Regions from separate parts of the Mus musculus genome. Here all the other regions are linked to region 2. Evidence: chromatin loops called from intact Hi-C (ENCODE). Cell type or tissue: heart. All regions are shown on one strand. Links, peaks and the distances in the headings refer to the core of each region. The heading gives the core; the rest is flanking DNA.

The links. A loop is a pair of places that touch in the nucleus more often than their neighbours do. Peaks named below come from ENCODE experiments on the same cell type or tissue, not always from the same donor. Only the 100,000 strongest peaks of a DNase experiment are listed, where the experiment ranks them.
Region 1: it touches region 2 in a loop (5-fold over the local background); 26 of 42 quality-filtered maps call a loop at or near these places.
Region 3: a loop joins it to region 2, with 2.0 times the contacts of the local background. A loop is called at or near these places in 14 of 42 quality-filtered maps.

The regions. Positions count from the first base shown.
Region 1 is chr2:31,188,540-31,198,541 of GRCm38, reverse strand. It overlaps Gpr107 (G protein-coupled receptor 107), which reads right to left. Exons shown (of 18, transcript NM_178760.4): 13 at 9,729-9,859; 14 at 6,652-6,695. It overlaps Gm22516 (a small nucleolar RNA gene), which reads right to left and starts at 8,851; the gene lies at 8,729-8,851. In heart, for the core only: CTCF peaks have their summits at 4,023 (motif pointing left) and 6,905; DNase peaks (open chromatin) are centred at 3,981 and 6,651; H3K4me3 peaks cover 629 bases; H3K27ac peaks cover 4,061 bases.
Region 2 is chr2:31,291,063-31,301,064 of GRCm38, reverse strand. It overlaps Ncs1 (neuronal calcium sensor 1), which reads right to left. Exons shown (of 8, transcript NM_019681.3): 8 at 5,593-8,781. Among named protein-coding and RNA genes, the nearest start is that of Hmcn2, 18 kb to the left of the region's middle. In heart, for the core only: CTCF peaks have their summits at 1,579 (motif pointing right) and 5,881 (motif pointing right); DNase peaks (open chromatin) are centred at 3,014, 4,419, 5,854 and 6,382; H3K4me3 peaks cover 1,745 bases; H3K27ac peaks cover 1,421 bases.
Region 3 is chr2:31,240,035-31,250,036 of GRCm38, reverse strand. It overlaps Ncs1 (neuronal calcium sensor 1), which reads right to left and starts at 4,114. Exons shown (of 8, transcript NM_019681.3): 1 at 3,795-4,114. The coding sequence starts at 3,858. In heart, for the core only: CTCF peaks have their summits at 3,553 (motif pointing left) and 4,310 (motif pointing left); a DNase peak (open chromatin) is centred at 4,226; H3K4me3 peaks cover 3,660 bases; H3K27ac peaks cover 3,891 bases; H3K27me3 peaks cover 2,300 bases.

The sequences.
Region 1 (10,002 bases), core at 678-8,677, 100 kb after region 2:
CTGTGCGGCTTATCTGTCTCTGAATGTGTATGTATGTGCACCCAAGGTCACAGCAACACTGTTCATCATACTCAAGAGACCCTTGACACATGGATGGTGACAAAACTCCACATACATAGCATGCAATATCATTCAGCATTAGAAAGCCAGGAAATTCAGGCCTGGCTACAACATGGGCTGACTTCAGGACACTTTGCTGTGTGGAACAAGCTGGACACAAAAAAAGTGCAGATACCACTAACAGCAGCCAAATTCATAAGGGCAGAAGGTGTGTGGAAGGGGAGGGGGCATTCCATCAGCAGCTAGGGTGAGAAGAGCAGGGGAAGGCACAGTTTCAGCTTGGGAACTTAGAGAGCTGGCAATGGATGGTGCTGACAGCTGACAACCGTGGGGACCAAGTGCAGACCACCACGGAACTGCATGCTCAAGTACAGTTCAAGTTTACTGCAGCACAGCAGCAGAAAAGCAGAGCAGAGATGCTATGAGGTGCGGCCCAGTGGAGGTGCAGCGCTCAGTGAGAGTGAGACGTCACGGGCTATGGGCCACATAAAGCTGGCAGGGACTGTTCTGGGACTCAGTCCTGGGAGGGGCACCGTTTCCTCTGGGCCAAATACAACCATCGCTGTAACACAGAGCAGTGATGGCCGGTGTGACTCTCATGTGGAGGGCACAAGGCCTCTTCTCTCCCTGACAGCTCAACTGCCCCTAAGTAAGGAGTGAACGAAGGTGGACTTCTGCCTGGCTGCAAGCCGCCCACGCAGGCCCTTTGTGCAGCTCCAGGAGGCTGGCTGGCTGGCTCACCACACTGGGCTCAACTGCTCCTTTGGTGATCCTAGGACCCCTGCACTTCAGGGGAGCAGATGCTTCTCTAAGTCTCCTGAGGAAAGAGCAAGGCAAGGAGTCTCACACTACGTTACGTTAGTGCGCTCCTATTCACATCACAGCACAGGAGGACAGGATCTCCCTGACAAGCAGGCTTAGTGGGCTCGAGCCCCACAAGTCACACAGAAAGCTTCACACAGCCAGACATGGAACTCACACCTGCAGTTGGGCCCAGCACTTGTGAGGCTGAGGTAGAGGATCATCATGAGTTCTGGACCAGCCTGGGCTACAGAGTGAGATCTGGTCTGGGCTAGGGCAAAATCCTCACTCAAAAACGACAAATACCCAAGGCTCAGTGGGTAAAGCACCCGCTGAACAAGCAGGAAGCCAGGAAGTCAGAGTCCCCAGACATGAGAGCCAATGTAGCCACTTGCCCGCCCATCTGCTTCCCAGAGTGCTGCTCCAGCCAGTGGCAGGTGAAGACCCCGGTCTGGGGTACACAGAGCTGATAACGGAGGGGACCTTAATGGCCTCCACCTGCATGTCATGGTGTACACAACCATGCAGAGAGAATGGAATAAAAAGCAAACAAACAACTTAATATAGACACACAGGTCTGTATCTTCTAAACCCTCAAACAGACCTACTGCCCAGACACGGGCTGAGAAGCCGCGCCTGCAGGGACTCAAGATGAAACAGAATCACGGCACTGTAGTCACCGCTATGGTGCATCCTGCAGGCTTCTTGTGAACACACCCAAGTAAAACAACACCTTCCCAGGAGGTAACCAAGGCTAGTGACACCGGAAACAAACACAAGTGTCCTGCAGAGAGGAACACCTTGCTGCTGTTAACGTTCACAGGTGCAGATTCTGCCTTTTGAGGCTCTGCCCCTGCCTGCCTGCTTGTGATGTCATCTGCCAGGTGAACACAGTGTGATGCCATGTATCAGGCGGAGCACACTGTTTCAGTGACAGCACTGCCCTCTCAGCTGCTGAAGCATTTCTTAAACAGCTCCACGTTGGTGTGTCCCCTCTGAGTTGGTGTGTCCCCTCCGTGTTGGTGTGTCCCCTTCGTGTTGGTGTGTCCCCTCCGTGTTGGTGTGTCCCCTCTGCGTGCCCGTAAGGGGTTTAAGAAGCTCTTGCTCACGTCGCCACCGTGCGCTTTCCTATACTTTATACTCAAAGTACAGCTTGTGTCCTGGCAATGAGCGCTGATCCAGCAGCTGTCCTTTCTTGAGACACAAGGCTTATGACCCATACACCGCAAGACCAAATGGACTTTCTACTTGCCACCCTGGGGCTGAGACTTGATGACACAAACACTTGCTGGATCGACACAGGCACTCAGAGAACACAAACCTGGCTCACCCGACAAGCAGGCACCAGGGAACAACTTGGTGGCCTGGCTCGAGACGACTCTGAGGGTAAGAGCACTCACTGCTCTTTGAGAGGGGCTGGGTTGGATTCTCAGCACCCATGTGGCGACTCAGCCTGTAACTCCGAGCCCCAGGGGATCTGGTGCCCTTATCTAGCCTCAGGGTACCAGACACGCATCTGGTATATATACATATACACAGTCAAAAGACTCGTGCACAAAACAAAGTAAAATGTAATAAATAAAAGAACTTGGTAGTTGCTGTGGTGGGGCAGCTCTGACCCTGCACAGACACCATTGTAACACGTCTGCACCCGTGAGGCACTCTGAGAAAAGAGCTGCTTGTGGTGGTTTGAGTAAGAATGGCCCCCTAGGGTCTAGACTCTCACTCACTCTCACTCTCTCTCCCTCCTCCTCCTCCTCCTCCTCTCTCTCTCTCTCTCTCTCTCTCCCTCTCTCTCTCTCTCTCTCTCTCCAGGCTCTCACTCACTCTCTCACTCTCACTCTTTCTCCCTCCTCTCCCTCTCCCTCTCTCTCTCTCTCTCTCTCTCTCTTTAGATCAGGATGTAGCTCTCCAGCACCCTGCTGCCATGCCTGCCACCATGTCCCTTGCCATGATCAAACTGTAAGCAAGCCCCCAATTAAACACTGTCCTTTATAAGAGTTGTTGTGGCATGGTGTTTCTTCAAAGCAATAGATCAATAACTAAGACTGTACTAAAAATGGTCTATGAAGCCACTGTGACCTAAAGAGCCCCAAGACGGTATTGGAACCGTGTTCTATGGAGAGGTCGCTCAGAATGAGGCCATGCCTCCACCAGCCTGCAGCTCTCCCATCACCACATCTTTCTGAAGTGGATGTAAAATGGAAGGCTCTTTAGAATACTTCTCCTGCCTTTCCCTCAGGAACAGAAGGCAAGAAAGGATGACTAGAGGTAGGGCCCGTCAATCAAGTTATCAGCATGTCCCCAAGCCAGTGCTGTAAGACAGAGAGTTGGAGCAAGGAAGAATCCTGCAGGTTCCAGGGCCAAGCAGCCAGTAGATCTTGGCTGGAGCACAGAGAGCCACTGCACACTCTCTTATGAGACTCACCCAGGCGCCTCAAAGCTATGGACAGAGAGATGCTTCGGCAATGTGGTGGGAATGAAAAGGGCAGACTCAGGCAGCTGCTCCTTATCGCTTCCCTCTGGGCTTCTTCAAGTTCAGCCAAAGGGACTCGAGAGAGCAGGGGTACACACGAGCCCAACCAACATTCTCCAAAAGCCACGCTCAACAGCTCAACAGCATCTTCCCGCTTCCTCAGCCTCACTGCGCCTACACAAGCCGGAGTCATGGTGAAGGCCAGGGAACAAGGCAATAGAAGACGAAGTGGAGCACCAGGCTCCAGCTGACCCTGGGGCCTCCACACCCTCAACAGACTGAGGCTGGCTGTCCTAAGACAGGCAAGACCCACAGAGAGTGGCCAAGGGGCCGGAGGACCCACCACATACTAGGAACCAGCAGCCAGCGCCTGCCCCACAGGCAAGGCCACACTGTGGTGACACTGACCCTGGCCTGCTAGCCCAGTATGCTGATACCCATGCTTCTCTGGGGAACTTCCTCCATGGGAACATGGCTTCTTTGACTCTGGAAGTTGTTTTTCGAAGAACAGAGTAAAGTCCACACTTATGGGTCAGTTCAAAAACACCCTGTAGAGAAGAGTCCCCCATTCTGTCACTCGCCTTTCTTCTGGACAAGGGGTTCTGTGAGGGTGTAACTCCTAGGCTGGGATGCAAGATCATTTTTACAAATAGAGAAGTCACATACTGCCACCCAGTGGAAGGCAGAAGAACAGCCTCGTGTGACCCTGATCTATACACCCACAGTTCTCAAGCTGGAGGTCCTGACCCCATTGAGGGTTTAACACACAGGGGTCACCTAAGACCATCTGAAAACACAATTGTTTACATTACCATTCATTACAGTAACAAAATTAGTTATAAAGTAGCAAAAAAATCACTTTATGGTTGGGGTCACCACAACATGACAAACTGTATTAAGGAGTGGCAGCGTTAGGAAGGTTGAGAAAAAGATAACTTTTCTGCAGACTGTCTTCATTGCAGGACCTGCCGTGCTGTCTACCCAAGGCTAAGTTCTTTCTTGCCATCCTCAACCAAGAGCACTGTGGATGAATCATCACAGACCAATCTCCAGTCACACCCAGGACAAGATGGAGGACAAAGCAGGGACAGCAAAATGGGCAGAAGCTAGAATGACAAGTAGCGAAAGATGGTAAAAAAGGGCCAAAGGCCATCCCATCACCAGGGGACCACACAGCCTAGGAGACAATCAGGCAGAACTTTCCACTTGGGGAGCACTACCTCTAGGATATTAATTTAGAAACACCAAAACGTGCAAGGAGAAAGGTAGCATGAGACAGGAGGATCTCTGTGAGTTCCAGGGTAGTCAGTGAGACTGGTCTCAAAGAACAAAACCAAAACACAAAACCAAAAACACAAAAAGGGCTGGAGAGGTGGCTTAGCGGTTCTGAGCACTGGCTGCTCCCCCAGAGGACCTGGGTTCAATTCCCAGGACAGTACCACAGCTGTCTGTGAATTACTCATATGGAATATAGACTATATGCAGGCAGAACAATGCGCACATGAAATGAAGGAATGAAGGAACGAATGAATGAATGAATAAATAAAATCTCATCTTAATACACTGAGGACGGGCAGTGGTGGCGCACACCTTTAATCCCAGCACTTGGGAGGCAGAGGCAGTCGGATTTCTGAGTTCAAGGCCAGCCTGGTCTACAGAGTGAGTTCCAGGACAGCCAGGGCCACACAGAGAAACCCTGTCTCAAAAAATCAAATAATAATAATAATAAAACCCTGTAAAAAGCCCCTATGCATTAAGTTATAAAAGCAATGCCACCTTTTAATATAATGTACATACAACAACAATGGGCTCAAAACACTCCTGAACATAGCCAGGCAGGCTTTCTCCCAGACCAGGTGATTCCTAAGGCTCTCTTCTGCCCACTGCAGAGGGTGGCAAGGTTACAGGCCTGATGCCCAAACAAACTGCCTGTGCTCCAGCTGCTGAGGGTGTGATGCGGGGTGGTGGTGGGGGGAGGGGGTGCCAAAGCCCTTGGGAAGAAAGAAGAAGGAATGACAGGAAGTCTGAATCTCAGCACTAGAGAGAACCAAAGCTGGCCCTGAGCACGTGTGGAGGCCTCGACGGGCAGTGAGCGCCTCCTATACAGGGCTGCCCAGTGCTGCAGAAGCCTGGACAGTGTATGGGCTATTCTAGGCCCAAGCTGAACAGAACATAAATACCCAGTGAGCACAGTCAGGTCTTGAAGAGAACTGAACCCTCAAAGCCGGGAGTCCTGTGGACACAGCCGGGAGGACGGGCAGCTCAGTGGTAATGTCCACGTTGTACTTCATCTCAACACCAAACCCACTAAACAACCCCCAAAATAAAACAAAGTGATCTACGTTATCAAGCCTAGAAAATGATATATAGCTAGCGTGTTTTGTCTAAAATGAATCCATACTTTTCTAACAACAACTGCTCAGTGATGAAGTTCTGGGGTGCAGCTAGGGGAGCAATTTCATGTGTTCCAAGAGCTGTTCCCCACCCTGTGGGCCAGTCCGCAGACTGGTGTAGAGCAGAAACACATGGGTCATTCTCTGCTGGGCATCAGGTGCAAAGGCAAGCTCGCCTGCAGACATCAGAGCTCAGGGCTGGACACCAGGCAACACAGAGCTTTATTGGCCTGAGTCTCTCACTTTGGAGAAACACAGGCATGCACTGTGTTGCAGCAGCCAGAAGGAAGCCACACGCTGCCACCTCCACCCCCAGACCCAGTGTTCCCACAGCCCACTGCTCTCCGACCTTTCCCAGACTCCAACAGTCTCTCCTGAGACAAGACTTCCTATTGGATTTGGTTTTGAAAGGTGAAGATCTTTAATCTGAGCAGGCAGATGGACCTCTGAGTTTCAGGCCAGCCTGATCTACAGAGTGGGTTCTAGGACAGAGAAACCCTGTCTTGAAAAACAAAACAAGCCAGGCGTGGTGGCACACGCCTTTAATCCCAGCACTCGGGAGGCAGAGGCAGGCTGATTTCTGAGTGTGAGGCCAGCCTGGTCTACAGAGTGAGCTCCAGGACAGCCAGGGCTACACAGAGAAACCCTGTCTCAAAAAACCAAAAACCCAAAAAAAAAAAAAAAAAAAAGAAAAGAAAAACAGAACAAAATTTTTTAGTAATTAAGAAAATAAGTAAAGATCACAATGAAAATGGCCAGCAGAAGTGACCCATGGCTGTTGCCCCAGGCCTCCCTGTAACACAGCACCTGCTGCCCCCCAGAGTGTGTCCCAGCCCTGCCTCTCCTGTCCCCGATCCTGTCCCGGTGGTCAGGGTGAATGTCAGTGCAGCCCAAGGAGCACGGGGAGCAGCAGACACTTGCCTTTTCCATCTGTGGCGGAGGCTTCTTGTAAATGCCTGATTGACCTAAAAATAACCACGCGGAGACAAAGGTTAGTGGGCGAGCCTGCATTCGCTTCTATTTATGGCTCTAGAAGCTTGGGACCCAAGCCCCATTATAAACCAAAGTATCTGGACCAGATGACTAGACAGCCCCCTCCTTAAAACAAGAGACCAGTGTCAGTCCACCCTTGGCCTGGTGCTCAGGTTGGGGGGAGAGGACCTCTGCTGGCAGAATCAGGGCCAGCAGGAGGGGCGAGAGAAACAATTCTGCTCTCACTCCGCAGACTCCCCTGTCCCTCTGAAGACTAGCAGCACTGCTAGGCAGGGAAAGGACCCCAGAGAAAGTGACTGCTGATTCCTAGCAGCTGTGACGGTCTGGGGCTTGACACGAGCTCATTGCACTTGGTAAGATTCACAGACCTGGAAGAGGCCAGTCTCTAATAACTAATCACCACCATTATGGTCTAGACAGGGGACAGTAACATTATTAAAGGTGCCTTGGAGACAGGCACTGTGGTGCAGGCCTGCAATCCCAGCATTCAGGAGGCTGACACAGGAGGCCTGCTGAGAGTTCAAGACCACCCTGAGCTATGGTGAGCATCAGGCTGGACAGAGCTCCCCAGTGAATCCCTGCTCAAAGAACAAGACATAAAATCAGAAAGACTTGGAGCTGCAGGTACAGCTCACAGCCACAGGGGAAAGCCTGCATTGAGCAGACAGACAAGGACGTGCAAGGGAATCGAGCCAGGGATTCGCAGGCAGGGCTCCTGTTCTAAGGCTGACCCTCTTATCTATAGATAAACCACTTCTAAAGCCTCAGTAAAATACCCAGCTTCATGAGAAATGAGCACATCAATGCTACCAGCATAAAGGTGATTTATGACAGTGCTGAACCAAGGCTGGCTGGATCAAGTATTTCAAAAATTTAATAGTGCTATTTACTTGTATTGAACTCAATGTGTACGTGTGTGCACACGCACATGTGTGCATGGCGGAGGACAACCTGCTGGTATTGGTTTTCTCCTTTTCCCATGTGGGTCCCAGGGATAAAACTCCATCTCAGTGGCCCACTGATACGGTTTCTTCTATATTTATTAAAACCTCATCTCTTACAGCAATTTTCAGAATGTGCACAAGGAATCTTGTCATTAGGCACCTGCTCAGAGCTGGATCAGGTGACAAGAAATGACCACTAGTAGCTCTATGCTTACGGTGGTTGAATGAGAATGCCCCCCATAAGCTCATATACTTGAGTGCTGTGTCTCCAGCTGGTGGGACTGTTTGGGAAGGATTAGGAGGTGTGACCTTCTAGAAGTGGGCATGTCACTGGAGGTAGGTTGTCTTAGTTTTGGGTTTCATTGCTGTGAAGAGACACCATGACCAAGGCAACTCTTATAAAGGACATTTAATTGGGGCTGGTTTACAGGTTCAGAGATTTAGTCCATTGTCATCAAGGCAGGAATCATGGCAGCGTCCAGGCAGACATGGTGCTGGAAAAGGAGCTGAGAGTTTTACATCTTGATCTAAAGCCAGTCAGGAGAAGAATGGCTTCCAGGCAGCTAGGAAGAGGTCTTAAGTCCACCCACAAAGTGACACACTTCCTCCAACAAGGTCATACCTCCTAATAGTGCCACTCTGGGCCAACTATATTCAAACCATCACACAGGCTTTAAGGTTGAGTTAGCATTCTCTGCTTTCTATTTACAGTCAAGATATGAGGTCTCAGCTACTCATGTGCCATGCCTGCTTGCTTGCTGCCATGCTCCCAGCCTCTAACTCTCTGAAACCATAATCCTCAAATAAACTCTCTCTTCTAGACATTGCTTTGGTCATGGTATCTTATCATAGCAGTAGAAAAGTGAGACAATAGTCAGTTGGGATCCTTGTACTTCAGTGTTTCAACAATTGCAGACATTAGGGGCAGGACTTAACTCCTGCTCCCAGCAATGTCGTCACTACCCAGCAATAGCACTGACTATTTTGGGTAGATGCTTGAGCTGCCTGCTGCGGGCAAGACAGCAGTGCAGCTGTGAGACTGCATGGTAATGGTCTTAACCCCATTTCCTTTCTTTTTTTAGGGCTGTCTGCAATGGGCAGGCAGTCCCAGTTATGTGCCAGCAATTGTTATGGTACTGCAACCTAACCCGTCCTTGTGTCTCAGGGGGAGTCAAAGGCAACACCCAATTTCTTTTTTGAGACAGGATCTCACATAGCCCAGACTGGTCTCAGAGGATGTTATGTGGCAGAGGATGATCTTGAACTCATGGTCCTTTTGCCTCGACTTCCTCCGTGCTGCATCCATGCACCACTCTGACAGGTTTATGTTATGCTGGGAAGGAATGCACACCTTCAAGGACGAGGAGGCAAGTTACTCTGCCACCGGGCCACAGCCCAGGCCTCCTAGCTCGCTTCTACTCTGGCAGCAATGGGGAGGGTGACTCTACCTAGAACCATGAAAAAATCAGAGTGGCTGGACAACATACCAGACAACCTTAGGATCCTAGAAAGCACTGACTTACTGGCACGAGCGTTACCAAAGACCGCGCCTCACTCCTCAACATTAACTCGGTGTGAACAGCTCTGTCAGAAGCAGTGGCCAGACACCAAGGATGAGCGGGAGATGCACCATCACCAGCCTGTTCTGCCTGCATGACTGCACTAAAGCAGCAATCGGCAGTTCTCTGCCATGATTTCACAAGAGCACAGCAATGACACCTTTAATGTACAATCAAAGCTGCCATTTCTGGATCAGAGCAAGCTATTCTCTAGAGCCCAAAACCTGGGTGGCCTGAGGACTACCATTAGTTTATGTGAGCATATGTTCTCATTTTCCATCTAACCTGGCAAGAAGAATTACTCTCCTACTCAGCCCTTGTCAAACTGTGGCTGATATTTAACATGACCACTGGACCCTGCAGCCTGTGGTCCAGACCAGCTCTACAGGAGTCCCAGAATCCCACTCTGAGCTAGTTATCTGGGGCAGCCTGGGGTCCACAGGGCAGTCTTATGCAAAGAGCTACCCTGTGACTCTGCACACACTGCCCTAAGGTTGCTTACCACACCACTGGGAAGAGGATGGCGCCACAGCAAAGCAAGTCAACCAGGAACAGAGAGTCCTTCCATAGGCCATACTCAGTTGTGCCCTCCTCAGTGGACTCTATGATGATGTAGGCCACATTCGCCAGGACCTACAGGCATGAGACCCAAAGTATGAGTGCTGTTATGACAGTGGCCCCAGTGGGATGTCACCCCACCTCACCTGTGCTGGGCCTGTGGCAGCACCCACAAGCTCCCTGATAGCCTTGTCTCCTAGCTTGCTGGTCCCTGAACC
Region 2 (10,002 bases), core at 1,345-9,344:
GCAGAACAGCTTTTCCAGGCCCCACCCTGCCTCTGAACTTCTGCCTCCCAGGCTGCCTCATGGTCCATCAGATTTCCTCCCATAGGAGAGGCCCATGCCCTGTTCTGGTACCTAGCCGGTCAGGAGCAAAAAGGCATGTATGGGTGTCAACGTGGTCTGGTTCAGGCAGAGAGACAGCTCCATGGATACAGTGTTGCTGGTTCAGGCAGAGAGATGGCTCAGTGGATACAGTGTTGTTGCTGGTTCAGGTAGAGAGATGTCTCCGTGGATACAGTGTTGCTGGTTCAGGCAGAGAGATGGCTCCATAGATACAGTGTTGCTGGGCAGGTGTGAGGTTTGAAGTCTGGGTCCAGAACCCCTGTGAATGGGTGGGCTTGAAGACAAGCTGGCTGTAATTCTAGTGTTTGGAAAGAGGAAACGGAATCTTCAGAGTAAGCTGTTGGACTAGCCATATCAGTGGGCTACCGGTTCAACTGAGAGACCCTGCCTCAAAGAATAAGGTGATGGGTGACTGAGGAAGACAGCAGTCATCAACCTCAGGCTCCCACATGCCCACACAGAAACACACATACATATCATGCAAAAAGGGCCAAGTAGGGCTGACAAGATGGCCTTGCCAGTCAGAGTTCTAACAACCCCAGGCCCACATCGGCAGAGGGAGAGAGCCAAACTCCTCCCAGCTGTCCTCTGACCTCTCTGTGAGTGCTACAGGACACCCCCTCCCAAATAAATAAATCGACACATAATCTTTTATGTGGTCTTCATCTCTTCATCAGTGGCATGGTGCCACCAGGCGTGAGCGGTTCCAGGAGTCACACATCAGCTTTGCCTTTGCACGAGAACAGCAGTGTCTCCTTAAGCGTCAACTCAGCCCCACAGTCTGGTGGAAAATCCCAAATTCTGACAAGTGCCAGCTCCAGGCGACCCCAGGGAGAGGACGTCACGCCAAAGGTGATGAATCACAGAGACAGTCAGGATTAGTGGCCAGCAAGCTTAGCCACATATCCCAGCTCTAGTGTCCATTAGCTGTGTGACCCCAAGCGAGTCACTAAACCTCTCTGGGATCCGTTGAGGACGGTGACTGTAGTCACCACATACAGGAGCAATGGCAGCAAAACCATGGATGGGGAGGGACAAACAGCTGCTGTGAGCTCAGAAGGTGACCGCACCAGTGGCCACCACATACCAGCACAAGGGCCCTGCTTCCTTCTGTCAGGTGGACTGCAAAAAGCAAATTCCAGGTCCAACCTGTCAGCAGCTCAGGTGTGTCCAGAAGGGACCTTTGGACCATGCCTGCCCAAGCTTACCATCACCATTCCTGTACTTCGGGGGCCTCACTCCCAGACACATCTACTTCTGCCCAGGACCCCCACACCACACCCACCCACCTCTGATCTCCCACCAGACATAGGATCTCCCCACAGTCCTCACTCCTTACTGCTCAGGTCCAGGACACCTGCAGAGACCAAAGGCAAAGACAGCTTGTCTGGAGCCTGGAAGCCCCTTGCAATGGCTGTCGACCCTCTTAAGAGCAAAGGCAGCTTTGTCTATAAAATGTGAGTGTAATACCAGTCACAGCCTCTAGAGGGTGTTCCTGCAAGTATTAAATGAGCTAAAGCGGAGAATCCGGGTACAGAAAGGATCTAGGGTCAGCTGTGAGTATCAGAATGACCACTCATTCATCTGCTAAATGTTAAAATGGGGACTTACATAGAGGAGCCATTCCACCAGGCTTCCTGGGAAGCACAGAGAAGAGGAGCTGTGTGCAAGGAGTGCAAGCACCCAGAAGTGATCACTCGTCTCCCTACCTTCTCCACCTCTCCCGTTGGAAAATTGGGGGGTCCAGGGGCTAATCCAGGACCAGCTCTTTGTGGTGGTTTGAATAGGACCCCCCCCCCCCCCGCAAAGGCTCATATATTTGAACACTTGCTTATCAAGGAGTGCCGATACGTGACAGAGATTAGGAGGTCCACCCTGGTTGGAGGGAGTCTGTCACTGTGGATACAGCCTTGGGATTTCAGATGCAGAGCTCTCAGCTCCCTCTACAGCACCATGCCTGCCTGTGTGCCACCACGCTAATAGATAATAGACTAAGCCTCTGAAACTCTAAGCCAGCCCCAATAAAATGTTTTCTTTTATAGGAGTTGTGTGGTTAAGGTTTCCCTCAGCAATAGAGCACTAAGACCTCCTCTATCCCAGGATTGTTCCAGAAGTCACCACCACTCCCACTCTTCCTGATTTTCCAGAGGCAGGGGGGCGGGGGGAGGGAGTGGATTTCAGGACTCAGGAATGGTTTGACCCCTGAGATCTGCAGAAGTGAGTGGCTAGCCTGGGGTCTCACCAGGGGAAAGGACACAATTTCTGAGACAGAAGATGAAACAGACCATGAGCCCTGGTCCCTGACCGAAGGGTCCCTACAAAGTCCTTCCTGGACACCTCCTGGTAGACTCCAAGTGGATACCCTGGCCAGTCCACAGCCACTAGATCCTAAGTCTCTCGGCAAAGCAGAGATGTCCCCCACGGGATCCTTTGTCCTGGAAACATCCATCCTCTGGACTTTAAAGGAGGCAGAGGATACCCTGGGGAAGGAGGAGAAAGGGAGACGGGGAAGGGAGGAGACAAAACAATGACCTGAAACTTCGTCCCACGCAGGTACAGTTGTTGTTTGTTTGTTTGTCTGTTTGTTTTTATTTAATCGTCTTGGCAAAGGAGAATTTACATGCAAATACTTAGAAGAGACATCGGATCGTTAAATCCACCCAAAGGCACACACAATCTTTTGGAGATGATCTAAATCAGACTGGTGACAGAGACCCGAGACGGCGTAGTCAAGACACGCGTGCATTTCTCTTCCTAGACAAACTCAGTCTTGGGCTTGTGTGGCGACGGGGATGGGGACGAGATCCCAGAAACGCTCGTTTTGTTTTTTGTTTTTTTGGAGTCTGGCCCAACGGACTCAAAGAGGGTGAAGCAAGTTTCTTTGCTCTCACTCCATTGGTTAGAACTGAACCACATGGCCGCCCTTGCCCAAGGGAGGCTGGGAAATGTAGTCCTTTGCTCCACACCCCGCCCTGATGAAAGGAAGTGCAGGAGGCAACAACTTTCCAAGAGCTCAGTTTCCCAAACTCAGAGGATTTTGATGCTCTTTCTATGCCCACCACTATGGCCAGAAGATAGCCAAGAGGACAAGGTGGATGGATGTCAGGCAGGGTGGGAGAGGGCAGACCGGCTGCTGAGGAGGGCAGGGAGGCAGTGACCACTGCAGGGATCCTCCTTTGAATCTATACCACCATCCCCACCTCCCGCTCCTCTCTGCCCGGTCCTGTTCACCCCAAGTGGTGCCCTGGGTATTTTGTTATGGTTCGACTGTGAGGTGTCCCCTGCAAACCAGTACATTAAACACTGGTATTGGTCCCTGCCTAGTGGTTCTGTTTTGGAGTTTTGTAGAACTTTTGGCCTGTAGACAGCTTAGCTGGCAGACGTGCCCTGGACCTTAGAGATTACTAATCCCCTTCTGGTTTGGAGGTAGTTCTCTGCTCCCTGGTTTGAGTAAGCCTGAGGAGGACCTGCCTGCACTCCCACCACCATATCTTCCCAGCCATGGTAGACTAAAATCTCACCACGAGTGTAAATAAAAATTTCTCCACTATGATGTTTCTGCCCTGTATATTGGAGTGAGGAAGGGGGAGGTGGAAGACTCCCACTGGGAAGGAAACCAGCTGAGCTACCATAGAGAGCTCACTCCCCTGGGAGGAGGGAGAATTCCTAGGTGAAACCAGCACAGTAAGTCACCCACTAAGGTCAAGGCCTGCCTGTCCAGGGCGATGTGAGGCAGGATGGATGTGCCAGCCAGTGCTCTCAGCCCTCAGAGCCCCTAAGCTGTCCCTCCAGATCTGCCAGCAGGCAGCCTCCACAGCAAGCATACCCATGTGCCTGCCCGGCTTCCCTTGCACCCTGCACAGCTATGCCTGTTACATGGGGCTGGGGATTTGAACTCAGGTCCTCATGCGTTCAGAGGAGGCATCCCACTACTGATGCATCTCTCAGCCCCATCGATTTTCGACGCTTCCATGGATGCAATATGGTTGGGCTCTGTAAGTGGCCTCCAGCTTCCACCTAGGGACAGTTCCTGAGGACTGAGACCCTCCTCGGTAACAGGCTCTCTTGAACAGAGACCATCAGTCACAAGCTCTTACTAAATCCTGCTCCACAGCTTGCTCATCAGCACAAGACAGGGGAGATATGATTGGAGACAGCCCACCACAACCCCTGCCGCCGCCACCAAGGGTCTCTGAGAAACGCAGGTCTCAGCCAAATCCCAAGAAAACTGCATTCCCAGTAAGATGCCAGGTTACGCTGACACGGCTGGGGGACCACACTTTGAGAAGCTTTGACCAGGTGACATCCCATAGGGTGTCTTGTTGGGCTGTCAGGAGGAGTGCAGCTTCCTCTGGCCCATCCCCAGCTGCTGAGAACCTAACTGGTTTGAGACTATGGGGAGAAGGTACAGCTGGAGGGGAGGTGGGTGGAGACTAGCCCTGTTGGGAGGAGGAGATACAAGGTTCTGACCTCTGACTTTCAGACCAACAGGCCTCAGGCGAATGTATGTATGTATCCACCCATATACAGCAGTGTGGCCCCTAGGTGACCCCAGCAGATGGGGTATGCAGGAGGGGGTGCTACAGGGTGAACCTGTGACCTGCTCACCTGCTGCTCCCTGGTCACCAGGGCACCCTTTTATTTTTTTAATTTACTTATTTATATATGTGAGTACACTGTCACTGTCTTCAGACACACCAGAAGAGGGCGTCAGATGCCATTACAGATGGTTGTGAGCCACCATGTGGTTGCTGGGAATTGACTCAGGAATGACAGAAGATAGATCAGTGCTCTCTCCAACCCCATCACCACTGGACTCTTAACCCAGCAAACTGAGTTGATACCTTGCATGGGCTTTCTCTGGGGTATCCTGAGCAGACCACACCCAAAGCGAGAGCAAGACTGTCCTGGGAGAAAGAAATCTAAAGCAGACAGAAACACAGAAACAGACAAAGCACCAGGCTCACACAGGGAGGTGGGGAGGTCCAGGAAGCATGTTTAATCGGCCAGACACAGACGACATACATCGGGAGCAGGGAGGAGACCCGGACATGCGACAAAGCCTATCACCCTTGGCCTGCACCACCAGGCGAGGGCCTCCCTATGTCCCCCAAGACATAGACAGGACGGCACCCCAAAAAGAGACACCGAGGGTGCTGGGAACACAAGCAGGGAAGGATGCAAACAACCAGAGTGAAAACATCACCTTCTCTAGATTTGGTTTTTAAGTCACCTAAAAATCCGTCGGGAGCTGTAGGAACCCCTAGGAGCACCAACCCACACAACGCTGGCCTGTCACCCCTGCAAGGTGGCTGACCTCTTTCTGAGGCATGGAGAAACAGATCCAATGAGTAACGTGACTCCTCCAACGTCCTGAAGGAATCTGGAGACTTGGTCCGGGAATGCAGAGGTAAAGGGTGTTGGGTGGGGCCCCCACCCTAGGAAGCAGACAAAACCTGAACCTAATGCCAACACAGAAGATGGGACCAACTGTTTATTCAACAAAAGCCTTTTATTCATTCAAAAATTAACCATTGGATTTATTCTGCAGATATTTTTTTAAAAAATTAAAGTTGGGAGGGCAAAGCTTCCCACTGTGCCCTTATGCCAACTACCTTGCCAGTCCCAGCTGACCTAGCAGAGGTGTGGGTGGGAGGCATGCTGCCAGATATGTAGGGCTGGGGGCCCAGGACCTCGGAAATCACAGCCCCCACCTTGGCCTTCCCACCTCTAGCCTCACCTCTGGCTGGACCACTGCATCCCCGGGTGCCACTGCGGCTCATCACCACCAGGGGGCGTCCCCATGCATCTTTAGATCATGTAAATGCAGAAACACACTGGAAAGAATCTTGGAGGCTTTCTGCTTGGCCAGCAGTGGGGGCTTTCTCAGGAGAGATGCCAGGGATCCCCAGGGACTGCACACCCCACTATCTCCTAGAAGAGACAAGGTCCCCCAAAGTGCAAAGGAAACACAGCTTCCTAGGAAATGGCCTGTCAAACTGTAGACCATTTAAAGAAAGAGATGTCAATGCTGCATACATTTGCCTTGTTATTTTAAACCTGGCTAGATACTGAAAAGTCGTGATAGGCTCCCAAGTCACCGTCGACACAAGGTGGGCAGCAGATGCTGGGAAGAGGGGGTCACAGCATTCCTGGCCCTAGAAAGGAGGGTCTGCCGAGGTACCAGGGGCCTGGCCTCACTGGCTGGACCACACCCCTAAAGAAAGCAGCATCAGATGGGGTGGGGCCTCTGTGGAAATGAACTTGGAGAGGTCCTCAGGCTGCACAGAAGAGGCCTGGCCTCAGATTCTGGGCGTGCTGTGTGCCTCAGCTAACTGCTGGTGAAAGAGAGACAGACATCAGTCAGCACGCGTCCTTGAACAAAAACAGTGTCCCACACCCTGCCAGGAAAAGGCAGCCCAGGGCTGTCTCAAAGTCCGAGGCTTGGACCCAAGGACATAAACTGTGAAGACCAAAAGCCACACTGAAGGCTACAAACCAAAAAGCCGAGATCCTGAGAGGAAGCCTGGACCCACAGAAAAAAGTGAACACCTTAGCTGAGGAGCCTCTCCTCAGCTTGGAATCACTGGGTCTTGATGCCACCAAAAATGTCCACTGACAGAGGGACAGCTGAGTCTCCAGAGACCAGAGAGAGGGCCTCTCAACCTATGACACCACATCTACTCTCTAGGACATGTCAGGGATCAAGCAGGAAGATGACCCAAAGAGGTCTCAAAGAAAATTTCCCTGTGGGATCTGGTGGGCTAGCAATGGGCACAGCATGAGCAAAGGGTCTACCCAGGAAGAGGGAGTGTGCATGGACTAGCTAAGCATTCCCACCACAGGGATGGACAGGCAGCCAAAGCCACCTATTGATGGGGGACATCAATCCTCCAGGGGACAGCTGCTCATCCACAGGTCATTAGCAAGGAAGATTTTGGTCTCCCAGAAGTATGCTGGAGATTACAGGAGAGTCAGAGCAGAAGAAAAATCCGGGAACCAATTTCCCCCTCTCAATGGTGGGCAGAGAGGTTACACAAACTAGAAGCAAGAACTGTGAGCTTAGGTCTGCCTCTGCAGCTGAGAGGCTCACCCCGGAAAGCTCCCCAGGGTGAGGATGAGCCCAAAGGGACTCAAGAGTCTGGGAAATCCTAAAGAGGGGCTAAAGGGGGTGCCATCAGACACAGTCAGCCTCTGAGGCAGACCACACACTCCGGCAACCAAGGCTGTGCCCAGAGACTATATGAGGGTTGTACTGTCATTCATACGATCCTGTGCCCTCCAGACTAGAAAACCCAGCCATAGAACAGTGTCACAAACACAGGAACCCTAGCTCTGGGCTAAGAATCACACAAGATCAACAAAGCCAACCACCAGGCCTTCCAGCCCTGCTGATCGAGAAGGGAAAGACTACAAAGTCCCAGAGAAGCCATGGTTGCCCGCTCCTCCTGGTGACAAGTATGGAGCCATCTCTCTGGCTCTGGACCCAGTCCTGAGGACCAACAGGGCCTGGTGTTATCCTCCTACCCCTTCTTTCTCAGACTCCTGGTAGGGAAGAAGACTACTGCAAAAAGCAGTCAGGGCAGGAGAGCAGAGGGATTCACATGCCACACCTACCCAGCCTCTTAGCATCAGGGAGGCTGAGGCCAGCAGTTTGCAGGGAAACCCACTTCATACGCTCTCTACTGTGTGCCGGACACACTCTCCTAGCTCCTACTCTCAGAACAAGGCTCTCCATTTTCTTTCTGCTGTTAACATCAAATTTAAAGTTGCAAAATTAAAAAAAAAAAAAAAAAAAAAAAACCTCAAGTTTGTTTTTGAAAAAAAGTGTTATGGATTCCAAGGAGAGCAGAGGCGAGGGGTGGGGACTCCAGGGCAGAAGCTGGGGGAACAGTACATTAGCCATTTAGCAATGCCCACCTTCCCCTCTCCAAAAATGGGGCACAGTATCTGAGAAAAAAAAAAGAGGAAAAGATTTTTGGCTTCTTGGCCGCTGCAGGCCACCATCCTCCCAAGTGAGGCAGGCAGGTGGATGAGGGTGTGCACATGTAAACGGAGGCCCAGCATCCTGGGAGTTTCAGACACACAAGGTAGCAGCAAGAGTTAACAACCAATAAATAAAAGGTTCGATTATATATGAGTATAAAAAAAACCCTCAGTTTCTCCACAAAACGCACAATACTGTTATCACGTGAGCCACTGCCACTAACACCCTTGCTGCCAGCAGCCTCACTGGCCCTGGTCACCACCACTTCAGGGGACCAGGCAGAGACTGAGTTCTCTGAGACAGAGGCCTTCTCCCAATGGTCAGTATCCTTTAGAACAGAAGGTAGTTTGTTTTCTTTTACAATGTCCGTTTGAAATAAAAAAAGAAAGCACACAGGCCGGACAGCAGGAAGAATGGGGTGGCTGCCGAGGGAGACAGCCGGGCGCTCAGTTTTGCAGAGGGCTGGAGCCTTTCCGTTTCGGTTTGTCGTTGTTTTGGACAAGCGGAGGTTGTTGACGATTGGAACCAGTGGCTTCAGGCGGCAGGTGGATGCAGGGCAGGGGGGAAGAGAACCAGGGCCTGGAGGCTCAAGGGCGGCTGGCTTTGTGGAGATGAGGAAGGCTGGGTGGGCACAGGGGCGGTGTCAGGCTGCGGTGGCCTCATGGCACAGAAAGAGGCTAGTGGTTCCCACACATCTGCAAGACAGAGGGAGACAGGATGTGTTAACTGTTAGCTGTGGTGGCTGAGTGTCTGTTAGGGCCCAGCTTCTCGACTCCAGGCTACAAACTTATTTGGGCTTGGAAAAGGGAAAGTGATGATAACGAATGAAAGATCTATAAATGTGCCACAACCAAAAAATTAACTTGATACCACTGATGGCATGAGTCTGAGGCGCTTTGGTGACTCTCATCCGTGGGATATCTCCTAACTTGACTGCCGCCTCGATTCAGAGCACACTATCCATGAACCAATGCCTTTCTCATGACGTCACAGCACACACCAACGCTGCCTGAAACAGCTTCAGGCTTAAGATGCGTGTGTTATGAATTATAGCGTTTTTTTTTTCTTTCTGTTTACTGCATCTATACATTTTTCTGTTCTTACAGAAACATCACAGGTTAATTACAGAAAAATAAAAGCAATAAAATTATATGCACAACAAAAACTGCCTTTTAAAATACAATTCTTTATGATTTATTAGCTGTATGTGTTTGATTTAATGTTTATTTTGTATACTTGCATACCAAAAGTTATGTCAAAGTTTCTCAGTGAAAAGATGGATCACAAGCAAAGAAAGTGTGAGAAGCTAAAGGACACTAGAGGGCGCTAGAGGGGGGCTAGAGGGCGCTAGAGGGCGCTAGAGGGCAAGTCGGCATTCAGGGCTGGAAATCCTGAAAAATGCATGGTGTTGATTCACCACAGATTCTTCATATCTATCCCTGGGAAATAAATAAGATGTTCACCATGGCAGACTCCTTAATAGTGAAGGACCGACCTGAGTGTCCAATATCAGGGAACTGGTCGGATAAAATATTTACAGCCATTAAAACCACTGACAGGGCAAGTCACTAAGGACACATCAGAAGCAGGATGCGGATGCGCTCGTCTTCTGCCCATGAGGACGGTCATTATACATTGGAAGGAAAACATGAATGTCAACAAGAGCATGGGGAAATCGGTGTCCTTGCACCTTGACAGTGGGGACGTAAAATGGGAGGAAATAGCGTCTGAGGCTGACCTGCCTGTGTCAGGTGACATACACACCAACATGTCCTAAAATGGCTTTGATTTACAGCTCCAAATGTTTTATAAGGTTACTTATGAAACTTGATGAAACTGGCTCTTCATCAGAATCTGGGGTAACCTAACCCTGTGTTCCTGGACCGCGCTGTCTCACATTTTTTGGTTTTAGAATA
Region 3 (10,002 bases), core at 857-8,856, 51 kb after region 2:
TGGGCCAAGCATATTCAAAGCACCACACCTCCCTTCCATGAACAGAATATCTCTGGCTAGCAGTATCTGTGGGATGGGGGAAAAGGTACCTCTGCCCTTGCGTACACTGAGACCAGGACATAGGATTTGTGAGCCGCCAGTCTGGTTTCCGCTGGAGGCAGGAACTGTGTCTCTTGTTCCTTCTCTGTGTGCCCAGCAGAGTGGGTACTCAGTGAATGGCAGATAAGGACCGTTCCAACTCGATCCAGTGAGGAGGTAGACTGCATTTAAGAACAAGGCCCTACTGGGCCTCAGGGAAAATAGCCCAGGAATCACTCTATCCCTGAGTTACTGTGTCAAGCGCAAAGACTGGGATGGCAAGAAGCACCATTTGCAGAGATGAAACCCACCCACAAACGACATTGAAGGCTGGCTCATAAAGAAGTTCAAGGCTGAGGTGGTGGCTCATTGATAGAGCACTTGGCTTATTGTGTGTAAAGTCTTGGGTTCCATCCCAGCATTGGAAAAGGATGTGTGTGTGTGTGTGTGTGTGTGTGTGTGTGTGTGTGTGTGTGTGTGTGTGAATAATGCTTTCAAGCAATAGTGGCATGATTTGGGAATAGTCCCTGGCTTTTTACCAAGATGCCCCACTATACCTCTGTTCACTTCCTACTACCAAGGCCAAACCCATTTTGCAGAGAAGGAAAGCAAGGCTCAACTAGGCAAGAGGAAAGGCTTATCCCTCAGCTTATTCAGAGATACAACAGTCTCACCAATCAGCTCTATGAGAGTGAGGCAGACCCCCGCCTCGTCCCCTCAGTACTCCCACTGCGGCTCATGCCCGTCTGTGAGTCCTGCCTAGGCTGGGGGGCAGAGGTAGAGGGTCTTCACCTTTGCTAACCTGGTCCCCTTAGAGATGGAGGAAGTTCCAGAGAAGAGCAGGCGTGCACAGTGTCAGTAGATAATCTCATCTGCACAGGAAGAGCACAGGAAGTTCCAGGGCATTAAGCCTGACAGAAGGTTATCTTGGACCAGGCTCAAGCCAGGTATGAATCCAGATGTGTGGTCAAGTCCTTGTGGAGCCTTCTCATGGAGCCCTCAGCCTCCCCTGCTTACACACTCTCTCCCCTTCTTTCCTCTCCCCCCACCCCTGCCTCCACACAACCCGGGATGGTGCCCAGCATAGACTCAGGTAGGACCACTGGGTCCCCAACCTGGACCCTGCAGCACAGGACAGTCAGGGACCTGGAGTATGTGCCAGGCTATGTTTCTTTAACTGGGTCTCCCCAGAACCAAGAACCAAAATCAATATATGACTCTCACTCTTGTTCTGTGTGTTGGTTTGTGTGTAGATGTATTCTACCCTTTCGATTGCAGCTGAAGGCCAGAGGTCAATGCTGGATGTTACAGCTTTCCACCTTCCTTTGCTTTTAAAGGTTTGTTTTATTTTTAATTATGTGCAAGGAGCTTGGAGCAGTTGTGTGTGTGAATACAGAACCCATAGAGACCAGAGACTGTGGCTCACATTGAGCTGGAGTTACAGGCAGTTGTGAGCCACACATGTGGGGGCTGGCAATTGAACTCTGGTCTTTAAGGAAGAGCAGTGCTCATTCCTAACCGCTAAGCCATCTCTCCAGCTCCTCCGCCTTATTCTTTGGGCTGGTGTCTCTCAATGAACCCAGAGCTGGCCATTTCACTGGACTGGCTGGCCAGTGAGCTCCCAGAATCCCTCTATGTCTGCCTTCCCCGTGCTGGAGTTATAAGCATGAACCACAGTATCCAGCTTACATAGGTGTGTGCTGGGGACCTGACTCGGGTCCTCATGCTTGCACAAAGCATCTCTCCGGCCTCATAATTCACACTGTCAAGAACTCAACTCCAGAGCTCAGCCCAGACCTAAGAGAAGAGCAAGCCAAGCAGCAGGGATAGGAGATGGTGACATTTGGGAATCCTTCCTGGATGATGCGTCCCTTAACTCCCTACTCAGTATTTCCCTGGAAGAGAGGGGAGAGAGAGAGAGAAAGAGAGAGAGAGAGCGCAGCTGTGGACCAACCACATAGACTTGCCTGGAGGGAGCTGGTGTTCACAGGGAGATAAGAGAGAAGCAAGTGAGTCCCCCAGCCCTAAGTGAGGCCTTGGATGAGGGGGAAGTGCCCAGACTGCCTCAATCCCTGAACAAAACTGCTCCACATCACAAAAGCCCTTTAAAAATAGCTCAGCGGAACTTCACCAGGCCAGTGCCTGACAAGAGTTCTGCTGGCCCCATTCTTCCCAAGTTAATGGCCAGCCCTTCAGAGATGGGGCTGAACGAAAGGTCTTTCAAATCCAGCACTGGGCCAGGGTAGGAAAGAGAGGCACAGAGGGCTCTTGGCATAAGCCAGGGATGCCAGCTCACATCTCCCAGCCTTGCCTTCCTCTCTATGAGCAGCTGGAGTGCCCAGAACAGGACAAGCTGTTGATGTACAGCTGTGCTAAGGACACAGCCGATGGTGCATGACACACTCAGTAAGCAGGACCCTGACTTCACAGGGCTCATTGGTGGCCCCCAGCCTCACCATCATGGAGACAGCATGGTACACCACATGCCATGGTTCCTGGAGAAGTCCATGGAGCCCTCTACCCTCCCCACACCCTGGGGTCCTGGCCCGTTCAGGGAGGGAGGGTGTCCCACCAATAGCCTACCTGCTAATGGCTGTGAGCCACACCTTCGAGGGTCCAGTTAACCTCACAAACAGCAACAAGCTAGAAAAAGCTACCCACCCAATCTGGAAAGAGAGAGTAGGCAGCCTGGGCTGGGAAGGATAGTTCTCCTGGATGTGACCTCCAAGGTGTCCAACTCCTCAGGACAGGGGCCAGGAGAGCCCAGGCAGTAAAGCCCCCTTTGTTCTAAGTCTGGGAGAGTGAGGAGCATGGGGCTAAGGCACTAGGTTGACCAAGACCTGCAAACGTGCTCAGAAGACCGATACCGGGGGTGGGGGTGGGGGTGAGAGCAGAGACCATGCACTGCACCAGAGCCTCCATCTACACCGAGCTGTCAGTTAACTGCCTGTCTTTCCGGGTGATGCAGAGCGCTCAGCCAAAGCTTCCCAGGACCCACTTCCAGGGCCACCCCTGGAGAGGCTGCGAGGAGGGGGGACACCTGGTGTGGAGGCACTAAAGATGCAGAGGCAGATCTGTGAAGTTGGGCAAGTGGAGAGCCACGCCTGGGACTGATCTAGTGGACCGTGGAGTGGGACAGACCTTCCTTCGCTCGTCAGCTCGGGCCATGTAAACCCATTTCCTGGTGCGGTAGAGACAGGAGAAGGGAAGGGGGGATGGAGAATACAGCCCAACCGTGCGACATCTAAGAGGGCGCCCAGGACCCTTGGCCCTCTACCGTCACTACCTGAGCGTTCTACCAGTCTCGCCAGCCCTCTTCCTCCCAACACAGTCACACTTGCCAGGGAGGGGGCGACAGGCCAACCTCGCAAGAGGCAGGAGCCGCAGCAGCATCATTAAGCATGAATCACCCACCCACCCTGCTCCAAGCAGGAGAGCCACACAACGCCCGGGCGCCCCCTCCTGGGACCACTGCCCCCCGCCCCGGCACAGCCCGGGTCCTTCGGACAGGAGGGGAGCAGCGGGTGGGCTGCGGATGCCCTGAGGACCCAGAGTGGTCCCTGGAGCACGCTGACAGGCGACACCCAGCCATGGCCGGGGGCGGGGGCGCGGATAGAACAATGGGCCAGGTGCGGGGCAGGGGCGCGGCCGGGAAGGGCGGAGGGAAGGTCGCGGCTCGATGGGGAATCGGGGATCTGGGATCGGGGCTCACTCACAGTAGGTTTTTCTGGTCAGCTCCTCCACAACTTCAGGCTTCAACTTGCTGTTGGATTTCCCCATGCTCGGCGGCCGCGGCCCCCGCTCCCCGGGCCGGACCCGCTCGGGGCGCCCAGCGGGAGCGGTTGGGTCGGGCCGGGGTGCGCGGAGGCCGGCAGGCCGGGCTGGGCCGGGCCGGGGCCGCGCCTTTGTCTGGCCGTGCCCGCGCGTCCCGTGCGCGGGGCTCCGGCGTGCTGCGCGACCGCGGCTGACGGTTCAAGGGGCCTCGGGGACCCGGCGAGGGCCAGGCCTTGGCGGTGCAAGCGGCCACGGCGAGGAGTTGCGCGGGGCTGAGAGCCGCAGCCGCCGGGGCTCGGTTGCCGCGGTCGTCCCTGGTTACTGGGCTGCGTAGCACATGCTCGCTACTGCTGCGCCGCCGCCGCCCCTACGCTCCCCGCCTCCCGCCCGCACCGGCGCGCCAGGGGTGGACTCGGAGCCGCCACTCATCGCCCGGCGCCACCTCCCGCCCAGCTCCGACAGGCGCGAGCTCCGCGTTGAGGCACCCCCTCTCCTGTTGGCTCTCCGGGGACGCTGGGAGGTCGCCGCACCGCCCCCTCCGCCGATCCATTCCCCCCTCTCCGCAGCGGCGTGGGCAGGGAGGGCCCGGAAAATCGGACGTGAACGAGGCCAAATCCCTGCCCGGCGCAATTCATTCATTCCACTTAGATGTGTTGGGCGCTGGGGACCTGGCGGCCAAGAGGACAGACGCGATCCCAGACCTCTCCAGGAGCATCCTGATGTGCTGGCTGGCATGGGTTTCGGTGGGAACACTTTTGCCTGGCCTTGAGGGAAGTGACTTCAGATTGAGAGAGGAATGGGGTATCAACCTGGAAGGGGTCTGGCCTGGGAGGGAGAGCAGCCTCTACACCCGGGGCTCCAGGCAAGGCTGGGAATGATCTGAGGCCAGGCAGAAGGGCCAGAGCTTCTGGAGACCAGCCTGGCAAGCCGCTTTCCCCAAAGACCTGGCCTCTGTCCCCGGTGCCCAGGAGTACTTGCAGTTCAAACCTTCTCTGTTGTGGGGCTTGCTTGAAGTGGCCAGAGGGAGCAGAGCCTGTTGGTGGGGCTCCATGCCTGGAAGCCTGCAGCTGGGGAAGGACTCCAGGAAAAGGATGGCCTGCTCTCCCCTCCTCCCAAAATGTCATCGTAATTGAGACCTCTCCTGACTTTCTGCCCAACTCTGTCTCCTTAACAGCTCAGGAAAACTTGGACCTCTTAGTCCATTGGCGCTTGCTTCTTCCAAAGAATGAGCCTCAGGGGGAGGGGAGCAGAAATATGTCTTGCTCTCAGAAGGCCCTGAGGGCCAGTGGCAACTTCTGTGAGCCAGTCTTAGTAGCAGAGGCCAGGGAGCCAGCCCAGCTAAACAGGGAAGTGGGTGGGGAGGCAGTAGGATCCCTGGTTCACAACTGGCTTAGACAACATTAGGAGGAAGAGTTCTCAGGGAAAGGCATGAAAATAGATCGGGTAGGGGAGGAATGACCCATGCCAGGAACCAGAGCCCTGGAAAGACCATGGCAAGATGAAGCCATTCCCTCCTGAGCCAGCAGGGATGCAATCACGGACAGAATTTCTTTTTTTCCCTCTCAGAGGGTGTAAAACCCTGCCTGGGGCGATGGTACCTTTCAACCCCACCTCTTGCATGTCTCCAGCCTTCAGATGGTCTCGGTTCCTTCCCTTACATGAGCCCAGGCCAGACCCAGGTCCCAGCTTGTTGGTGTGAAGAGCCCGTTCGATACAGGAAGTGAGCAGACATGGATCCTGGAAGCTGGCGCTGTGCCACAGCTAAAGGAATTCTCGCTAGAGGTTGGAGCAGGGTGTCCCAGCTTTGAGGATCGATTCAAAATGTACACGAAGGAAAAGCCACAGAAAGAGGTTCAGAGCTGGCCAGCCTCACCTGAACATCCTGCTCAGACAGAAACCTTGGACCATGGGTTAACAGTTGAAGCCTTAGAGAGCTGTGAGCCAGGCCTGTCATCTCTTGGGAGATGGAGGTAGGAGGATCAGGAACTCAGTGGCAACCATGGCTGCCATATAATGAGTTCAAGGACAGTTCTATGCTCTACAGGAACCCAGGGGTTGTTCCATGTGTTGGGTGCTAGACTGAAGACTGAAGACACTGCAGTGAGCAACATGAGAAATGGTCGTGTCTCAAGCCTGCCCAACAACAACCACTGGTCACCAACACCATGACAAGAACCAGGACTCTGGGGGATACAGGAGTCAGGGAAGTGCCTGGTTCCTCACAGTCACGGACACCACTGATACCGGGTTAGTATTTGCTAGGCACCCACTGATGCCAGGCCCCTGGGGATGTTGAAAAAAATCCTTGCCTCAATAGAACTCACAATTTAGCGACCAGGGAACAATAGAAATCATGAACAATTCACGAAACAGACACTATGTTACGTAACCAAGGAGAAATGGCTCAAGCAAGGTTAGGCAAGGGATGCCAGGTACAGGCCAGGATCTGTGAGGCCCCTGGGAGGGAATCTGATCAATGACCTGAAGCAGGGAGAAGGGCATTGAGGACCAAGTGAGGCTCTGTGTAGAGCCAGGGAGCACAGCTGCGACAAAAGCAGTCTCAGAGGGTGGGTGAGGAAAGGCAAGAGGGTGACTGGGGGAATTATAATCCAATGGGGTCTATTCTGGCTCATGGCTGTGGAGGTTCAAGGTCCAAAGACTCCACTTGGTAGAGCCTTGGGCAAAAAGACAGGGACAAAGGGAGAGAGAGCACTCCCTCTGCCCCTTCGCATAAAAGCCACCAAATTTGCCAGGCATTGTGGTACACACCAGTGATTCGAGCATCTGCCCAGCTGAAGTGAAGGGCTGAAGCTTGGGGGGGGGGCGGGGTCAGGGGGGCGGTGAGCTGAGATCAAACCGATGGGAGCTGGGGAGCGATTCAGTGAGGAAAACAGCTACCTCACACGTGTGTGCAGGCAGGAATTCAGATTCCTGCACCCCTGTGAGTGTGAGGTGGGCATGGCAGCCTGCCTGTACTTCTAGCCCTTGGCAAGATGGCTAGCTGGCTAGGCATGCGTATACACACCCCACACATACATGTTGGGGGCTGGAAGCCAGGCATGGTGGTGGACACGTCTCATTCCAGGGCTGGGGAAGGCAGAGACAGGCTTAGCCTAGTTGGAGCCCATGTCCCAGTGGCAGTCCCTGTCTCAAAAGAACAATGTGAGTGGCTCCTGAGAAATGACACCTGAAGCCAGCCTCTGATTTCACATACACATGCATGTGCCTGCCCACACACCTGTACACACACATACTCATTTTTTTTAAAGACACCAATGCTGGCTCACAACCATTCGTAACTCCAGTCCTAGAGGATCCGATGTCTTCTCCTAACCTCCAAGGGCACCAGGTGCGCACATGGGGTACATAAATACACGCAAGACATACATTCACATAAAATAACAAAATAAATACACCTAAAGAAATCTGAATGTTTAAAAAGCCACCAGTGTGAGCCACAGCAGATGGCAAGGTAGAAGTAGGAGACTGGGGTGAGAGTCACATCAGGGAGACTCACTCCAGGCAGTCACGCAATCTAACCTGCCTAACGTCATTGCCAGGTCAGTGAGGCTGGGCATGACAAGTGCTGAGTAGAGCCTGCATTGGGCTCATGTTGAGGAAAGCAGAGTCAGGCACCTGGAGAACTGGGAAGGACTGGGAGACAAAGGCGGCAGGGACAAGGGAATGTCTGTGACCTGGGCGGCTAGGAGGTAAGGAGGAGGCAGTGCATAGGCAGAAAATAAGAGCTTGGTGATGGGGGGTGAGGCTGAGATGCTGTCAGACATGTGCACAAGTGCAGGACACAGGTACAGGAGCCATCAGCAGGCGGACAGGCCCAGGCTGCAGGTCTAGGCTGAAGGTCTGGTGGCAGCTTAGACAGGGACAAGGTTACCCAGGGATTGTAAGACCAGGGGGTCAAGTAGGAGGGACTGGAAGATTTGGGCAGGGTGTCCTAGAAGTGACTTGGAAGAGGGCCAGTCAGGAAGGTGGAAGCCCAGACCCCCTGTGCAGACAGCAAGTTGTCCCTGGGGTAAGAGGTTCCCTTGGGGTGCTTTGGGATGGGTGGGGGCAGCACAGCACCTGTGAAAATTTGCTTGAGGAGCAATTGACTGCAGGTGAGGTGCTAAGAGGGCAGCTTCGGGGTGCGCGAGGGGTCAGGTGTGGTCCTGCTGGGTCAAGGGCTGAGTCTACTAGAAAAAATGCATTTTTGGAGTTGAGGCCATTTGGGGGGACAGGTTTGAAGAAGAGAGTCGTGAGCTAAAGCATTGACTCCAAGAAGTCTACAGGATCTGCAAGTGAGGATGGGGGAGGGGGAGGCTTCCTGTTAAAGAGAAAAGCCTGGCTGGGAGAAAGCGCTCAGTTGGAGAGCTGCCCGCAGGCACCGGTCCCTGCTGTGATCCCTAACGCTGAATAAACACTTGGGAGGAGTGAGTCTGAGGCTAGCCCAGGATGTAAGAGATCCCCAGTTCATCTCCACAAACAGGTGAAGGAGAGAAATGATTTCACAAGGCTTTCTCTGACCTCCATGTGCACATACAAACGCTGGGAATAAATAAAATAAAAAGCAAAGCAACCGAACAGCACAAACGTTGGTTATCTCTCCCCCTCCAAGGCTAAGGAGTCGATGAGGAGGATCCGAGGAAGGTAAGAGGCAGGCTGGAGACATGGCTCAGGGATTAAGACGTGCTGCTCCTCCAGAGGACATGTGGCAGCCCATAACCCATCTGTAGCTGCACTTCTAGGAGATCCGCCTCCCTCTTCTGGCTTCCTTGGGTGCCTATGTGATGCATGTATGCAAATACAGGAAAACAACTGAATGAAAAAGAAATAAAAAAGGAAGGAAAGAAGGACTGTTCCTAGGGATGAAGGAGGAGAAAACTTGTGGATATTTAGCTTTTTGTTTTGTTTGTTTTGTTTTTTAAGATGGGTTTTTTGTTGTTGTTGTTAAGTTTGGTTTTCGAGATAAGGTCTCACTATGTATGTATGTATGTATGTATGTATGTATGTATGTATGTATGCTGAGGCTATCCTGGAACTCACTCTACACACCAGGCTGGCCTTGAACTGCCTGCTTCTGCCTCCCGAGTGCTGGAATTAAAGGCATGTGTTACTACACCCACACAAAAAAAGGTATGTTTTTATTTTATGTGTCTGAGTGTCCTACACGTATGTGTGTGCACCCTGTGTGTGCGGTGTGTGCTTGATGAGCATGGAGGTGAGAAGAGTGAGTTGGATCGCCTAGAACTGAGGCGTGAACCACCATGTGGGTGCTGGGAGCAGAACTGGGTCCTCTGCAAGAACAGACAGTGCTCTCAACATCTGGGACACATCCCTACCTGGTCACATCATTTCTCCTGTGCAAACAGCCTGAGGAGGAAGAAGAGGCCCTCCTGGACCACACGTCCATCTAAGAGCTTGTCCTCTGTCACCCAGACTTGCGGAATCAGAATGAGGTGGGCTGAGAGCACACCTAAGCCTTCACTTGCTCCACCCCTCACCCTTCCTATTGTTTATAAGACTGTCTGGGGGCTGGAGAGATGGCTCGGTGACTCAGGGTACTGCTTGCTCTTGCAGAGGACGTCATCAGTGCCCAGCACTCACATCTGTAATCTCAAATACAGGGTGTCCAATGGCATGTGTGTGTGCACGCACACACATATAATACTATTAATAAATGAATATTTAAAAAATCCACCTGGAAGTGGGTACCAGACCGGCATGGAAGGCTGCTGGAAGGAAAGCAGTCAGAGAGAGGCTGGATAACATGTTAGGAAAATACAGTTAGGAGCTGGGGTGGAGCTCAGTAGCAGAAGACCTGCCTAGCATGCTCCAGGCCCGGGTTCCATTCCAGCACTGGAAAAGAAAAACAAATGTAAAACCCACCAGACAGGAAAACTCAGTTCCAGGGCTGTTAACACTGACTAATTATGCAGGGCATAGCTAACTAGCATAGAACTCCTAAGCTCTCCCACAAAGACAAGGATCGACCATCTGAGGAGCCGAGTACACCACGCTCATGGATTTGGTCACCAAGCTTGGAATTTGGGTGTCCCTGTAGGGAATAACCACACTGTATGCTACAGGCATACACCATTGCTATGCGTCAATCAAATGTCCTCAAAAGCCATTGCATAAGCCATGGCAGCACGT